2 separate regions of the Homo sapiens genome follow, and region 2 is linked to region 1. A link is a loop called in an ENCODE intact Hi-C map of the cell type or tissue named here. Cell type or tissue: PC-9. All regions are shown on one strand. Links, peaks and the distances in the headings refer to the core of each region. The heading gives the core; the rest is flanking DNA.

Region 1 (8,351 bases), core at 114-8,113:
TAATAAATGAGTAAATTCTTTATAATAAATGAGTAAACACAAGTTAGTGTTTCTGTGACTCATCCTCACCAATTAATCAAACCCAAAGAGAGGGTCATGGGAACTCCAATTTATAGCCAATCAGCCATATATATAGGTGACAACCTACTACCTGTGATTGGTGTCTGAAGAGGGGCAGTCTTGTGGGTCTGAGCCACCAGATCTGTGGGATCTGATGCTATCTCCAGGCAGTTCATATCAGAATTGAATTATAGGATGCCCAGCTGTGTCTGCAGGAGAATTGCTAGCTCTGTGAGGAAAAACCTACCATACCTCTGGCCTTAGAAGAGTTCTGTGTTGTATTGAATGTATGAGAGTAGGAAAAACACTTTGGTTTATTTTTTCCTTTCTCAAATGCATACAGACTGTATGATTCCACTCATATTAAGTTTTCAGAAAAGACAATTCTGCCTTGCCTGATAAGGAAGGTAGGGAGAGAGAATGACTGCAATGAGTAGGGAGTTTCTTTAGGGCATGATGAAAATATTCTAAAATTAGATAGTGGTGATAGTTGTGCAACTCTGTAAATGTACTGGAAGTGTAAAATTATGCATTTGAAATCAGTGAATTTAATGATAAGTAAATTATATCTCAGTAAACTTGTTTAAGAGAGAAAAAGAGAGTTGAGTTAGTCAGGCTGCAGTTATCTGAAAGCTTGACTGGAAGTGAACAATCTGCTTCCAAGATGAAACAGTGTCATAGCTAACCAGTTGATGCTGGCTGTTGGCAAGAGGCCTCAGCTCCTCACCATGAGAACCTCTGCACAGGGCAGCTTGAGTGTCCTCACAACATGGCAGTGGCTTTGACAAGAGCAAGTGACCCAGGAGAGAGACCAGGCTGGAAACTGTAATGCCTTTTATAATTGCCACACTCTGTTACATACACAGTCCAGGCATGCTGCAGTGTGGGAGAACACTTCACAAGGGAGTGAATACCAGGAAGTTGTAATGATCTGGTGCCATCTTGGAGACTGGCTGCAATGCCATGGAACTGACAGGTTTTATCTTCAATATTAATAGGCATCATTTGGGCCATTCTTGTTTACTTACAGAGGTTACTGAAATTGCTACTCATAAATATGGACTAGCATAGTATCTCCGTGTTATCAGTTGTTTTGTTTTGTTTTGTTTTGTTCTGTTTTGTTTTAGTAGAGACAAGATCTTACTATGTTGCCCAGGCCAGTCTTGAACTCCTGGGCTCAAGCAATCCTCCCACTTCAGCCTCCTAAAACACTGGGATTATAGGTGCCAGCTAACATGTTCAGCCATGTATTGGGTCTTGATTGGTAAAATATGTAACATATAAATGTGTGTGTGTGTGTGTGTGTGTGTGTGTGTGTGTGTGAGAGAGAGAGAGAGAGAGAGAGAGAGAGAAATACTGAATTCCCATGATCCATTTGTTTGTTTGAAGGTCCAATATCCGTATTTTTAATATTTCTTCTATTTAGGGGTATCATACAGTTTTTAGTTTTCTTACCATATAATACATGTTGGACATGCATGTCTAAGATTTTAAGCTGCTTTCCTCTCCAGTTGGTGACAATAGAAGCCCTGAATCCCTATTGGGACATTTTGCAAACTAAGCCTGACATGAGGTAGGTAAAAAGTCAATCAATCTTATTTGTGGGTCTTCTGGACTTTCTGACTTCTGTTCCATTGGTATGTCTGCCCCTTTTCCAATGTTCCACTGTCTTAATTATTAGGGCTAAATAATATCTTAAAATTGAGTAGTGTGATTCCTCCATCTTTATTTGTTTTCAAAACAGTTTTAGCTATTCTGGTTCCTTTGTTTTTCCACATACGTTTTAGAAGAAGCTTGTTCATATCTACAAACAATCCTATCAGCATTTTGATTGGAATTACAATTCAATCTATAGATCAGTTTGGGGACAATCAACATTTTTTCATGTTGAGTCTTCTAGTCTCAGTGAGACTTCTCAGAGTGAGAAGTCAAGTCTTTCTCCCCCACGGGGTGGTCTTCTTGTGCTGGTGCCTTAATTATTGCTTGTCCATCTGTTCCCTTCTCCATACCAGATTCCTGATATCTTTGTCTGGCATTCTGGTCCTGGCATCTCTCATCTTCTTGCTCAGAATTTCCCACTGACTTGCTGTCTTGGCTCTGTTTTATGAGAGGCTTGTACTGTTCCATCTTTCAAACCAGAAATTCTAGTTTCAATAAAGGTGATTCTCTTTTTTATTTATCTGCCAATGTCTTGGAAATCAGAATTCATGCGTTCGTTCTCATCATGTCCTTTTGTGATGTAATCTCATCTCTTTACAGGGCCTCTTGCTCTTCTTACTGAAGCTCTCAGCCCATGAGCTCTGCCTCAAGAGAAGCCATATGTCTTCATCGCTCTCTCTGATCATCCTCCCTCAGTCCTGAATCCCCCTAAAGCCAGGACAATTCCCTTTGCCCTCTCAAAGTAGTCATGTGCCTACAGAGGAGACTCTTGGGAGACCCAGCTCACTCAGGTGGGTGAATGAAGGCACCATGCCTCTTTCATGGCATCTTCCTGCTGTTGCAGGAGGCAGACAGGGCTAGGCAGCGACTGAGAGTAGACAGGCCTTTGCAGATGCAAGGACAGTCCTCCCAGCAGCACACTTCAGCTCACACCTAAGTCCTTTTGCCAAAGTTCAGGACCACCCTATTCAAATGTCCCCCTGAAGGACCTCAGGGGTGCCACCTTCCTCTAAGTGGATGCCCTGCATCTACCAGGTCCCCTGTCACAGCAATGGACAGTGACATTTGGGGCCAGCTTTGCAGAGAGGCAAGATTTCTCCTCTTCAATGTATCAGTATTTGGAGGGATTTGATCAATTTAGCCCCTTGACAGCACAAGCCCACGAGCCTCACTTTGACACCTTTCCCCAGAATACTACAGCTTGGGAGCAAACGGCCTGCACAGCCCCCAGCTACAGAAACCATGCATGAACTACTGCTGTAAAGTGTAATTCTCTCTCCTTTGCATTAAGCTCCTGCAGGGCTCTGATTACACAGGAAAAGAAAATGTTGCTGAAGAAGATGGCTCTTCTGGGAAACCTGTCTCCAGCACTCTGCAGGAGGGAGAGGTCCTCCCAAGCTCACATTTAGTAAGAAGAGAAGGGGACTCTTCAAAGAGATGAGAGTGCATTTGGCTTCAGAGTGTGCCTTCGCCAAGAGAGGGTGCACTTCAGCAGGCAGTGGCATCAAGCTCTCACTCCACAGGATGACCAACGATGTTTCAGTCGCCCTTTTTCTGATGCTTCCTAAACAAATAAAGTGGCAGTAATTCTAGAGCTTAACCAGAAGAAAACTGCACATTCCCTCCTGAAGATATTGCCCTGACTATATCCATCCGGTTGTTACTCCTACATAAATGTTAGCCTGCTACATGAGTGTCCTGAGACTTTGATGACATTTAAATCAGCAGCTGCTCCAGCCTCCTACCTTCAAGCCAACTAGCAGTTCATTTCCCAAAAGAGGGCATGCTTTAAGGGCTAATGTCTCAGCCGACACTGGGCTGCTACTACAAAATGCAGAGCAGGGAGGCACGCGGGGCCAGGTGTCCACAACAAATAGAAGGTGTCCTGAGCCTCAAAAACCGGCCGTCTCCCCATGGAGGTCAGCACAGGCTTATTCATCAACTCTGCTCTTGTAAACACAGGCATCACTGGGTATAAAACATGCCATCAACTGAGTGGGGAGCATTTTTTCTATAACCCCTGTTGCCAGGTCATATAACCTATTGCCAGGTTAGATGACCATCACAAGGATGATCAGCCAGGACAGAGGGGTGACCTGGTGACCTGGGTCATGGTACTCTGCAGGGCTCCCTAGCTGTCTGGCCAGTCATTGGCAGCTCTGCAGAACATCAAGCAAGTTACAGGGTGGCACTGAAAGCTGATGGGTATCGAGAAGGTGGTGGCCACTTAGAAGCCCCACTGGGGCCTTCAAGAAGCTGATCACAAGGTGCATGTTCTTAGATGGACCTCTGGGCAGCTGCAGAGTGCAGGCTTACTACCCAGATCAGAAACCCCATGTAGGGTGAGGATTGTCACTGAGAGAGGAACTGGTGGAGGAAGTTCTGCTGAAAAAGTCCTGGTGACCCCATCCCCTGAGCAGAATGCCCAGGTAAGCCACCTCCTGTCTCTTCCTCCTTCCTTCTCTTTCATGCGAACACAGAAAAGGCAGCACAGCAGTGACACCAACCACACCGCAGTTCCCACCTGGAGAGGAGGTGAGGTCAAAAAACACATGCCCTGCCATGCCGGCTGGCCCTGAACACACCTTCCTCCATGCACACAGGTAGACAGGTGAATCCTGAGGTTACTGTTCCAAAACTCACCATGAGGGGCCAGTCACGGTGGCTCACTCCTGTAATCCCAGCACTTTAGGAGGCTGAGGCAGACAGAACACTTGAGGTCAGGAGTTCGAGACCACCCTGGCCAACATGGCGAAACCCCATCTCTACTAAAAATACAAAAAGTAGTCGGGCATGGTGGCAAACACCTGTAATTTTAGTTGCTCCGGAGCCTGACGAGGCATGAGAATCACTTGAGCCCAGGAGGCAAAGGTTGCAGTGAGCTGAGATCATGCCACTGCACTCCAGCCTGGATGACAGAGTGAGACTTCGTCTCAAAAACAAAACAAAACAAAACAAAAGGCCAGGAGCAGTGGCTCACATCTGTAATCCCAGCACTTTGGGAGGCCGAGGTGGGCAGATCACGAGGTCAGGAGTTCGAGACCAGCCTGGCCAAATGATGAAACTCCATCTCTGCTAAAAATACAAAAATTGGCCAGGCATGGTGGCACGTGCCTGTAGTCCCAGCTACTCGGCAGGCTGAGGCAGGAGAATCGCTTGAGATTCCATCTCAAAAGAAAAAAAAAAGAGAGAAACAGTCCTGGATCACAGACACCACCCCTCCCTTACTCTGGGCAGCAGTGGCCTGGTGCAGAGAGTGTCTCTAGATGCCGTGGGAGAGAGAACACAGCAATTGTGAGACATTGAACGCAGTGCAATCCTGTTAGAGGAGAAAGGAAAACCCAATCAAACTCAGCTGATGCCCACCCATTGAGGGAGTGTTTAAACCAGCCCTAGCCAGAGGGGAATGGTACCAACTTAAGTGCCTGCAAACCTCGCCACTGCCACCAAGGGCTACAGTGCTCTGTGTCTCCAAGTAAATTTGAAAGGAAGTCTAGGACATAAGGACTGCAACTCTTAGGTGGGTCCTAGTGTTGAACTAGACCCAGGGACAGTGGACAGGGATGTTGGGGACGAGACATACTGAGATACCAGCTGGGGCAGCCAAGGGAGTACTAGCATCACCCAACCCTTAGCCCCGGGATACACAGCTCATGGCTCCAAAAGAGACCCCTTCCTTCCACTTGAGGAGAGGAGAGGGAAAGTAGGGGGGACTTTGCCTTGCATCTTGGATACCATCCCAGCCACATCAAGATAGGGCACCAGTCAGAGTTGTGAGGCCCCTGTTCCGGGCCCTAGCTCCCAGACGACATTTCTAGACACACCCTGGGCCAGAAGGGAGCCCACTGCCTTGAAGAAGAAGAAAAAAAAAAGTCCTGGCAGCATTCATCACTTGCTAACTGAAGAGACCCTGGGCCCTGAATAACCAGCAATAATACCCAGGCACTACATTGAGCACCTTGGTGAGCCTCTGATATTTGCTGGCTTCAGGTGAGACTCAGCACATTACCAACTGTGGTGGCTACAGGGCAAAACTCCTGCTTGAAAAAAGCAGAAGAAAAAGTAAAGGGGACTTTGTCTTTCTTGCACCTTAGGTAACCGCACAGCCACAGGGGTGTAGAGCACCAATTAGGCTCTTAGAGTCCTTGATTCCAGGCCTTGACTCTTAGATGGCATTTCTGGACCTGCCCTGGGCCAGAAGGGAGCCCACTGCCCTAAAAGGTGAGTCCCAGGCCAGGCAACATTCACCACAAGCTGACTTAAGAGCCCTTGGACCTTAAGGGAACATTGGAGACAATCTGGCAGTATTTCTTGTGGCCTGGAGTGGCAGGGGCTGTAGGGCGAGGGGCTCCCTAGCTATCTGGCCAGTCATTGGCAGCTCTGTGGAACATTAAGCAAGCTACAGCTCCTCTGACTTTGTAAAGGGGAGGTGATATGGTTTGGCTGTGTCCCTATTCAAATCTCATCTTGAATTGTAGCTCCCATAATTCCCACATGTCGTGGGAGGGACCCGGTGGGAGATCATTGAATCATGGGGGCAGGTCTTTTCCCATGCTGTGCTGGTGATAGTGAATAAGTCTCATGAGATCTGATGGTTTTATAAAAAGGCCATTCCTCTGCACATGCTCTCTTGCCTCCCACCACATAAGACATATTTTTTTCTCCTTTGCCTTCCACCATGATTGTGAGGCCTACCCAGCCATGTGGAACTGTGAGTCCATTAAAACTCTTTCCTTTAACAATTACCCAGTCTCAGATATGTCTTTATTAGCAGTGGGAGAACAGACTAATACAAGAGGGAGGAGTGGGAAGGATTGCATCTGGTGGTTTGAGTGCCAGATCGGCCGCAATACAACAGAACACTAGATAGACTTCTAAGATTTTTGACTCTACTTCCTGACTCCCAGACAGCACCTCTGGACCCACTCAGGGCCTGAGGGACCTCGCTGCCCTACAGGGAAGGACACATGCCTAGCTGGCTTTGCCACCTGCTGATTTTAGAGCTACAGGGCCTTGAGCGAACATAGGCAGTAGCCAGGGAGTGGTTACAGCAGGCTTTGGGAGAGACTCAGTGCTTTCCTGGCCTCAGATCTGACCCAGCACAGTCATAGTAGTGGTGGCCACAGAGATGCTTGTGTCATTCCCTGCCCCAGCTTCAGGTGGCTCCCAACACAGAGAGAAATGGTGTGTTTGGAAGAAATTAAGGGAAGGATTACCTGGTAATCCAGAGAATTATCCTGGATATTGTCCAAAACCATAAAGGCAGTACCTCTACAGGTTTGGAAGAACCACAGTGCTACTGGGCTTGGAGCATCCGCCAAAACAGATACAGCTTAGATCACAATACCCAAGTCCTTTCAAGTATCTGGAAAGCCTTCCCAAGAAGGACAGCTACAAATAAACCCAGACAGTGAAGATTACAATAAATACCTAACTCTTCAATGCCCAGACACTGAAGAACCTCTGCTAGCATCAACACTATCCGGGAAAACATGCCCTCGCTAAATGAACTAAATAAAGCACCAAGGACCAATCCCGGAGAAACAGAGATATGTGATATTTCAGACAGAGAATTCAAAATAGCTGTGTTGAGGAAAACTCAAAGAAATTCAAGATAACAGAGGAGGAATTCAGAATCCTATCAGATAAATTTAACAAAGAGATTGAAACAATTAAAAAGAATCAAACAGAAATTTGGGAGCTGAAAAATGCAACTGGCATACTGAAGAATGCTTCAGAGTCCTTTAATAGCAGAACTGATCAAACAGAAGAAAGAACTAGAGAGCTTGAAGACAGGCCATTTGAAAATACACAGTCAGAGGAGACAAAACAAAAACAGAATAACAAACAATGAAGCGCACCTACAGGATCCAGAAAACAGCCTGAAAAGGGAAAATCTAAGGTTATTGGCCTTGCAGAGGAGAGAGAAAGAGATACGGATAGAAAGTTTATTCAAAGTGATAATAACTGAGAACTTCCCAAATCTAGAGAAAGATATCGATATCCAAGTACAAGAAGGCTGTAGAACAACACCAAGCAGATTTAACACCAAGCAGATTTCAAAGAAGACTATCTCAAGGCATTTAATAATCAAACTCCCAAAATTCAAGGATAAAGAAAGGACCCTAAAAGCAGCAAGAGGAAAGAAACAAATAACATACAATGGAGCTCCAATAGGCCTGGCAGCAGACTTTTCAGTGGAAAGCTTACAGGCCAGGAGATAGTGCCATGACATTATTTAAAGTGCAGAAGGAAAAAACTTTTACCCTATAATAGTATATCCAGCAAAAAGTATCCTTCAAACATGAAGGAAAAATAAAGACATTACTAGACAAACAAAAGCTGAGGGATTTCATCAACACCAGACCTGTCCTACAAGAAATGCTACAGGGAGTACTTCAATCAGAAAGAAAAGAACATTAATGAGCAATAAATAATCACCTGAAGGTACAAAACTCACTGGTCATAATAGATACACAGAAAAACACAAAATATTATACCACTGTAACTGTGGTGCATAAACTACTCATATCCTAAGTGGAACCACTAAAAGATGAACCAACCAAAAATAACTGCAACAGCTTTTCAAGACATAGTTAGTAAAATTGAAACAATAAAAATTTAAAAAGTGG
Region 2 (8,351 bases), core at 312-8,311, 580 kb after region 1:
TATTCAGGGATTCGACTTCTTCCTGGTTTAGTCTTTGGAGGGTGTATGTGTTCTGGAATTTACCAATTTCTTCTAGATTTTCTAGTTTATTGCGTAGAGGTGTTTATAGTATTCTCTGATGGTAGTTGGTACTTAGCGGGGTCAGTGGTGATATCCTCTTTATCATTTTTTATTGTGTCTATTTGATTCTTCTCTCTTTTCTTCTTTATTAGTCTAGCTAGAGGTCGTCTATTTTGTTAATTTTTTTTTAAAAAACCAGCTCCTGGATTCATACATTTTTTGAAGGCTTTTTCATGTCTCTAATCTCCTTCAGTTCTGCTCTGATCTTAGTTATTTCTTGTCTTCTGCTAGCTTTTGAATGTGTTTTCTCTTGCTTCTCTAGTTCTTTTAATTGTGATGTTAGGGCATCGATTTGAGATCTTTCTAGCTCTCTGACATGGGGATTCTGTGCTATAAATTTCCCTCTTAACACTGCTTTAGCTGTGTCCCAGAGATTCTGATACATTTTCTCTTTGTTCTCATTGGTTTCAAAGAACTTCTTGATTTCTGCCTTAATTTCTTTATTTACCAGGAGTCATTCAGGAGCAGGTTGTTCAATTTCCAGGTAGTTGTGTGGTTATGAGTGAGTTTCTTAATCCTGAGTTCCAATTTGATTGCACTGTGATCTGAGAGACTGTTTGTTATGATTTCAGTTATTTTACATTTGCTGAGGAGTGTTTTACTTCCAATTATGTGGTCAATTTTAGAGTAAGTGACATGTGGCACTGAGAAGAATGTATATTCTGTTGATTTGGGGTGGAGAGTTCTGTAGACGTCTATTAGGTCCAACTTGATCCAGAGCTGAGTTCAAGTTCTGAATATCCTTATTAATTTTCTGTCTCGTTGGTCTGTCTGATATTGACAGTGGGTGTTAAAGTTTCCCACTATTATTGTGTGGGAGTCTAAGTCTCTTTGTAGGTCTCTGAGAACTTGTTTTATGAATCTGGGTGCTCCTGTAGTGGGTGCATATATATTTAGCATAGTTAGCTCTTCTTGTTGAATTGATCCCTTTACCATTATGCAATACCCTTCTTTGTCTTTTTTGATCTTTGTTGGTTTAAAGTCTGTTTTGTCAGAGACTAAAATTGCAACCCCTGCCTTTTTTTTTCTTTCTTTTTATTTTTTTGCTTTCCATTTGCTTGGTAAATTTTCCTCCATCTCTTTATTTTGAGCCTATGTGTGTCTTTGCATGTGAGATGTGTCTCCTGAATACAGCACACCAGTGGGTCTTGACTGTATCCAATTTGCCAGTCTGTGTCTTTTAATTGGGGCTTTTAGCCTATTTACATTTAAGGTTAGTATTGTTACGTGTGAGTTTGATCCTGTCGTCATGATGCTAGCTGGTTATTTTGCCCACTAGTTGGTGCAGTTTCTTCATAGTGTCATTGGTCTTTATATTTTGGTGTTTTTGCAGTGGCTGGTACTGGTTTTACCTTTCCATATTTAGTGCTTCCTTCAGGAGCTCTTGCAAGGCAGGCCTGGGGTGATGAAATCCCTCAGCATTTGCTTTTCTGAAAATGATTTTATTTCTCCTTCGCTTATGAAGCTTAGTTTGGTTGGATATGAAGTTCTAGGTTGAAAATTTTTTTCTTTCAGAATGTTGAATATTGGCCCCCACTCTCTTCTGGCTTGTAGGGTTTCTATTGAGCGATCCACTGTTAATCTGATGGGCTTCCCTTTGTAGGTGGCCTGCCTTTCTTTCTGGCTGCCCTTAAGATTTTTTCCTTGATTTTGACTTTGGAGAATCTGACAATTATGTGTCTTGGGGTTGATCTTCTCGTGGAGTATCTTAATGATGTTCTCTGTATTTCCTGAATTTCAATGTTGGCCTATCTTGCTAGGTTGGGAGGTTCTCCTGGGTAATATCCTGAAGTGTGTTTTCCAACTTGGTTCCATTCTCCCTGTTTCTTTTTCAGGTATTCCGATTAATAATAGCTTCAGTCTTTTTACATTGTCCCATAATTCTCGGAGGTTTCATTCATTCCTTTTCATTCCTTTTTCTCTAATCTTGTCTGCCTGCCTTATTTCAGCAAGATGGTCTTCAAACTCTGATATTCTTTCTTCCACTTGGTTGATTCAGCTATTGATACTTGTGTGTGCTTCATGAAGTTCTCGTGCTGTGATTTTCAGCTCATTTAGGTTCCTCGCTAAGCTGGTTATATGGAATGTGTTTTGATGGCATGACTGAAAACTCTTTACCAAGCCCTAGGACCCAAATATTTTCTTCCTTTTTTTTTTTCTAAAAGCTTTATGGTTTATTTTTAAATCTATGATCCATTTTGAGTAAACCTCTGCATTAGGTGTGAGGTTTATGTCTATTCTACTTCTATTCTATTCTATTCTATTCTATTCTATTCTATTCTATTCTATTCCATTCCATTCTTGTCTGTGGATATCCAATGGCTCCAGCAGTATCTGTTGAAAAGCCTATCCTTTCTCCATCAAATTATTTTTGCAACTCTGTCAAAAATCAATTGGCCGTACTTGTGAAACTACCTGCGAGTCCACTATTCTGTTCCGGTGACCTATATGTCTATCCCTCTGCCAGCACCACAGTACCAATTATTGTAACCACATAGTAAGTCTTGAAATTGGGTAAAGTGATTGCTTCCACTTTTTTCTTTTATTCCCGAATTATTTTAGTTATTCTAGTTCCTTTGTTTTTCATATAGATTTTTAGAATGGTCTTGTCTATATCTATTTAAAAAATCTTCCTAGGATTTGATAGGAATGGTGCTAACCCTGTCTGCTAATTTGGAAAGAATAGACATTCTCACTATGTTGAGTCTTCCAATCCATGAACCCAAATTCGGTCTCCATTAATTTAGATTTTCAACCAGTACTTTGTAGTTTTTAGCATACATGTCCCATACATGTTTTCTTCAATTTATGCCCAAGTATTTCATTATTCTCTGAGTGATTGTAACTGGCATTGTATTTTAAATTTTGTTTTACACATGTTCCTTGCTAACATATAGAAATAAAACTGACTTTTTTTTACAGTTGCCCTTATATCCTGCTTATAAATGAGTTGTTAAACTCATTTATTAGTTCCAAGAGTTTGGGTTTTTTGGTTTTGTATTTTCCTTGGGACTTTCTACATAGATCATCATGTCATCTGCAAGTAGAAGCAGTTTTATATCTTTCTTTAGTGTCTACGTGACTTGTGTTTCCTTTTCTTGCTTCTTACAGTGCCTAGAACTTCCAGCACTTTGCTGAATAGAGCAATGACAGTGTGGATATTCTTGCCTTGTTCCCAGTCATAGTAGAAAACCATTCCAATTTTCTCCATTATGTATGATTTTAGCTGTACAGTTTTTTGTACATATTCTCTATCAAGTTGAAGTTCCCCTCTACTCTTAGTTTTCTGAGAATTTTGTATCATAAACAAGTGTTAAACTATTCAAATGCTTTTCTTCATGAATTGATATGATCGTGTGATTTTTCTTCTTTAGCCTATAAATATAGTGGATTACATTGATTGATTTTTAAAATATTGAACCAGCCTTGCATACCTTGAATATGGTATATAATTATTCTTATACAGCAGTGAATTGTATTTGCTAATTTTTTGTTAAGAATTTTTGCATCTTCATGAGGATATTGGTCTATGTTTGTTTGTTTGTTTGTTTACTGTCTTTGTCTGATTTTGGTATTAGGGTAATACTGGCTTCATAAAATGAGTTGAACGTATTTCCTTCCTTTTTATTTTCTTGAAGATTTTTGTAGAATTGGTGATAATTCTTTTTTAAACAGTTGGTAAAATTCTCCAGTGAAATCATCTGGGCCTAGAGATTACTTTTGGAGGAGTTTTAAATTACAAATTCAACTGTCTTAATTTCAAACGGATATTTAAATTATCTATTTCATGTTAGGTTAATTGTGGCAGTGTACTTTTTGAGAAATTGGTTCATTTCACCTAAGTTGTCAAATTTATGTATGTACAGTTGTTCATAGTATTCATTTATTGTCCTTCTGATGTTTACAGGATCTATCATCATATCTTCTGTTTCATTTCTGATATCAACTTTTGAGTCTTCTCTCTTTTTTATTAGTCTTACTAGAGATTTGTCAATTCTATTGATCTTTCCTGAGAACCAGACTTTTTGTTTCATTGGTTTTCTCTACTGTTTTTCTGCTCATGATTTCACTGATTCCTGCTCTTATCTTTTATTATTTTTTTCCTTCTGCTTGCTATAGATTTATTTTGCTCTTCTTTCTCTAGTTTCTTGTAGTGAGAGCTTAAATTACTCATTTGAGAATTTTACTTTTTTCTTTTTTTTTTTTTTTTTCCGAGACAGAGTCTCGCTCTGTCACCCAGGCTGGAGTGCAGTGGCATGATCTCGGCTCACTGCAACCCCCACCTCCTGGATTCTAGTAATTCTCCTGCCTCAGCCTCCCAAGTAGCTGGGATTACAGGCTCATGCCAACATGCCTGGCTAATTTTTGTATTTTTAGTAGAGACGGGGTTTCACCGTATTGGCCAGACTTGTCTCAACCTCCTGACATTGTGATCCCCCTGCCTCAGCCTCCCAAAGTGCTGGGATTACAGGCGTGAGCCACCGCGCCTGGCTGAGAATTTTACTTTTTTCTTATGTAAACATTTATTGCTATAAATTTCTCTCTCAGCATTATTTTAGCTGTGTCCCACACATTTTGATAAGATGTGTTTTCCTTTTCATTTAGGTCAGTATTTTTTTATTTCTCTTGAGACTCTCTCTTTGACCTATGGATTATTTGGGAGCATATTCTTTAGGCTTCAGGTGTTTCTGAACTTGGAATTTAGCCATTCTTTCAGGCAGCTGGGGGTGGGGCCTTTCTCCTACTGATGGATAGAGAAGGTCTTGACTTTCTACTAAGCCTCTTGGGACACCACCTTTGAAAGAAGGAGGAACCTTGTTATATGTGAGTCAGGTTGGAAGCACAGGCTCCCCATGTGATATCCACTGATGCCACCAGACACAAGGTGGCTTGCTGCCACCCAGCGGGGAGCTGGGGCTCCCTGTTGGCCTGTCAGGAGTGAAAATCAAGGGTCCCCACTCAGCCACATGTAAGTGCTGGAGTCCTGCCATAGTTTTTTCTGTGTCATTTGGTTTGAATGCAGTAGTTATTGTCTGAAAGTTTTCTGTCTTGCTAGGCTGCCCCTTTGCTGATCCTCTGTCTAGGGGAAGCAGATCTTTTTTTGGAACTTTTTTTGTCCAGGGCACATTGGTGTTTACAGACTGCTGGCTTCTCCAGTATCCAGTCTAAGACATAAGAGGCAAAAGAAAGCCCAGAGAACTCATCACCAAGTCTTCCTTGGGTCCCAAAGCCCCTAAACAGTCTGCTTTCTTCTGTCTGCCAATCGAAGTATTCTGATGTTTATCTTATATACAATCTCCAGGGTTTTTAGTTATACCTATTGGTGGGACTAAGTAAATGTGCATCTACTTCATTTCCCCAGAAGTAGAAGTCTCTAGAGTATGTTTTGCTTCTGGTAAGGAAAAGAAATCTCCATTTTTCTTTATTTTTCTAAACCATTATATATTAGCTATTTTTTTTGTTCTTCCAGAAAATGTCTAGAATAAAATTGCTGATCTCTCTCAAAATTCCCATTGGGGTTACAGTAAATGTAAAGTGACTCTATGACCCAGTAATTTAGAATATTCAATAACTAAATTGCAAATAATCTCTGGTCTCATATCAGAGAGATTGAAAATCTCAGGGAAACATCAGCCCTGGATACTTAATGAAGATTTCAAGACATAGGCCTTCCACTTCGTACATAACAAGTTCATTATAAAGTTCTGCTTCAAAATGTCATTCTTTGTCAGCGATTTTTTTTTTCCTGTCACACCACGCTACTCTAGCTATAACACTAAATTCTGTCATTCCCACTTTTGCACTATAGGATAGGGCTATGAACTCCTGAAAATATGGACTATGCTAACTTGGGCATATGGTCTAGTTTTTGTCCCCTAACTTTTTGAATGGGAGGACTTTAGGCTGATCATTGTAGGGGATGGCCTTGCTGATAAGGAATCTATAAACTCTGACTTCAGCTGACTCTCTTTCTGAAGAAAGCAGACCAAGGTTTTTAAAAATAGAGCAAACTGGAGCTTCCTGATTGTAGTACATGTCTGTGTTTGTTTTCTACTGGTTACATAAATATGGCAAATCACTCGACAGAGATTTATACTGCATTTCCTGGGATCCCAGGAGGAATGTTTTCTTTTCACTTGCCTTTTCTGCAAGAACGTGACAGCAGGAAGAAGGAGGTGGTGGTATTAAAACAAGTAGTTACGACTGCAAGTTGCAGAAGAAACATTTTTGGACAGATGTCAGAATGAAGAATTTCAGTCTGGAGAGTAATTTTTATGTAAGAGAATATGATGTAAGTTACAGTGAAATTGGGAAAAAGAAGTATTTAAGGAAAACTGTGACTTTTAAAGTCAATAAAAGGCACTAAAGGTTTTTTAAGAAACATCTTCTTGCACAAATATTGCAGTGGTGCTGACTGAGTCCCTCCCTTTCCTCTCTGGGCCCCACATTCTATTCAGGTGCGTGGAGAATCCTGGGAACCTGCACACAGGTGCTGGGCAACACCTGGCCCGAGAAACGTTTCATTTCACATTGATATGTAACATGGCCTGGCTTTACCATGTCAAATTCCATTTAGTTTTGTTTAAAGATAAAATGTAAACATGCCCAGAAGAGTTCTCTTTTTTCCCTTATTGGAAACAGATGAAAGGACTTGATGGCGTGGGGGGAGGCAAGGGAGGCATCTTTTGTGATTCAATTATATAGATGCAGTGACAATAGGCTTTTCTCTAGAGGAGTACATTGTGTGCACAGGCATTTACTTAGTAGTAAATGAATTTAATTAAATTGGACTGCTTGAGCTCCCAGAGTTTCAAGAGAAAATTTGTTGGCTCCTTTGCTTCAAAATTCTTCTGCAGCAACATTTTGGAAAAAGCATTTTACTTAAGTAGAGTGTTATGGGATAAACTGCATCTCCCCACAACACCCCAAAATTCATATGTTGAAGTCCTAATCTCCAATACCCCAGACTGTGACTGTATGAGGAGGGAGGGTCCGCAGAGAGGTAATTAAGCTTCAATGAGGCCATTTGGGTGGGCCCTAATCCCATATGACTGATGTCCTTATAAGAAGAAATTAGGACACAAATTGGTAAAGAGGGACTGCAATATGAAGACACGGAGAAGACAGCCATCTAGAACCCAAGGAGAGAGACCCCAGAAGAAACCAACCCTGCCAATAGCTTGATCTCAGACTTCCAGCCCCCAGGACTGTGAGAAACTAGATTTCTGCTGTTTAAGGTACTCGGCCTGTGGGCCTCTGTTACTGTGGCCCTGACATGATACTGCATGTGGTTATACCACCTAGTGATGCAGCGGCTGCAACTGTTTTAATGGATTTAAGTTACAAACAAAGACAAGACAAAGCAAAAATATAAAGCAAGTCATTTGGGTAACCTAAGATAAGACAGACCTGAGACATGACAGTGGCATTTTCCTGGATGTTTTCACAGAGAATATATTCTCCATACCCCACCTGATTCATCCTGACACAGGTGTGGCCGTGTCATTCTTGTGCTTCAACCCCTTTGATGACTCTTCCCTTGGCTGAGGGTAAATTATGTCCACCTCCTGGCTCTGGTTCTCATCAAGGCCTTCTCAGTCTCCCTGCCTCTTTCCCCAGGCTACCCTTTCTGGGTACTGCATTCCAGACATACTCATTTTCTTTCAGGTCTTCCAATGCCTTTCCTGCTTGCACCGAGGAGGAACCTTTGCCTGGGACAGCCCCAGTCCTGCAGCAGGCACTTCCCACTTTCTGTCTAGATAACTTCTGCTCCTTTTCAGGAAACGTGGTTCTAACTCCAGACTACTGGTCTACCTCCTGTGCTTCCCTAGACCCCAAAAAGTTTCTTGGTCCAGGTGTTGCCCAGCACCTGTGTGCAGATTCCCAGGATTCTCCACGCACCTGAATAGAATGTAGGGCTGAGAGAAGAAAGGGAGGGACTCCGTCAACACCACTGCAATATTTGTGCAATAAGGATGTTGTTCCTCAAAAAACCTCTGTCTAGGGAAGGCACTCTGTGTCACTAAATTTCCCCCTCTCTGTGCTCGTTTGATTGACTGTCCTCCTGTGAGGCTGGAAGCTCCAGAAGATACCGTCCCTGCATTTGATTGCTGTATCCTCAGCATCTCGCACAGTTGCCTGACTCATTATTAATTTCACACCTACAAAATATTTGACAAACAGCAAAACAATAGCCTATAAGTCTCTGTTTGCTTCCAGAAAAGCAAAGG

The links. A loop is a pair of places that touch in the nucleus more often than their neighbours do. Peaks named below come from ENCODE experiments on the same cell type or tissue, not always from the same donor. Only the 100,000 strongest peaks of a DNase experiment are listed, where the experiment ranks them.
Region 2: a loop joins it to region 1, with 23 times the contacts of the local background. A loop is called at or near these places in 2 of 110 quality-filtered maps.

Annotation. Positions count from the first base shown.
Region 1 is chr9:91,086,630-91,094,980 of GRCh38, forward strand. All of the region lies in intron 5 of LINC02937 (long intergenic non-protein coding RNA 2937), which reads right to left. Among named protein-coding and RNA genes, the nearest start is that of LINC00484, 28 kb to the right of the region's middle. In PC-9, for the core only: a CTCF peak has its summit at 3,159; no DNase peak of the experiment used is centred there.
Region 2 is chr9:91,671,241-91,679,591 of GRCh38, forward strand. No RefSeq gene overlaps it. Among named protein-coding and RNA genes, the nearest start is that of MIR3910-2, 39 kb to the left of the region's middle. In PC-9, for the core only: CTCF peaks have their summits at 5,033 (motif pointing left) and 5,237; a DNase peak (open chromatin) is centred at 4,971.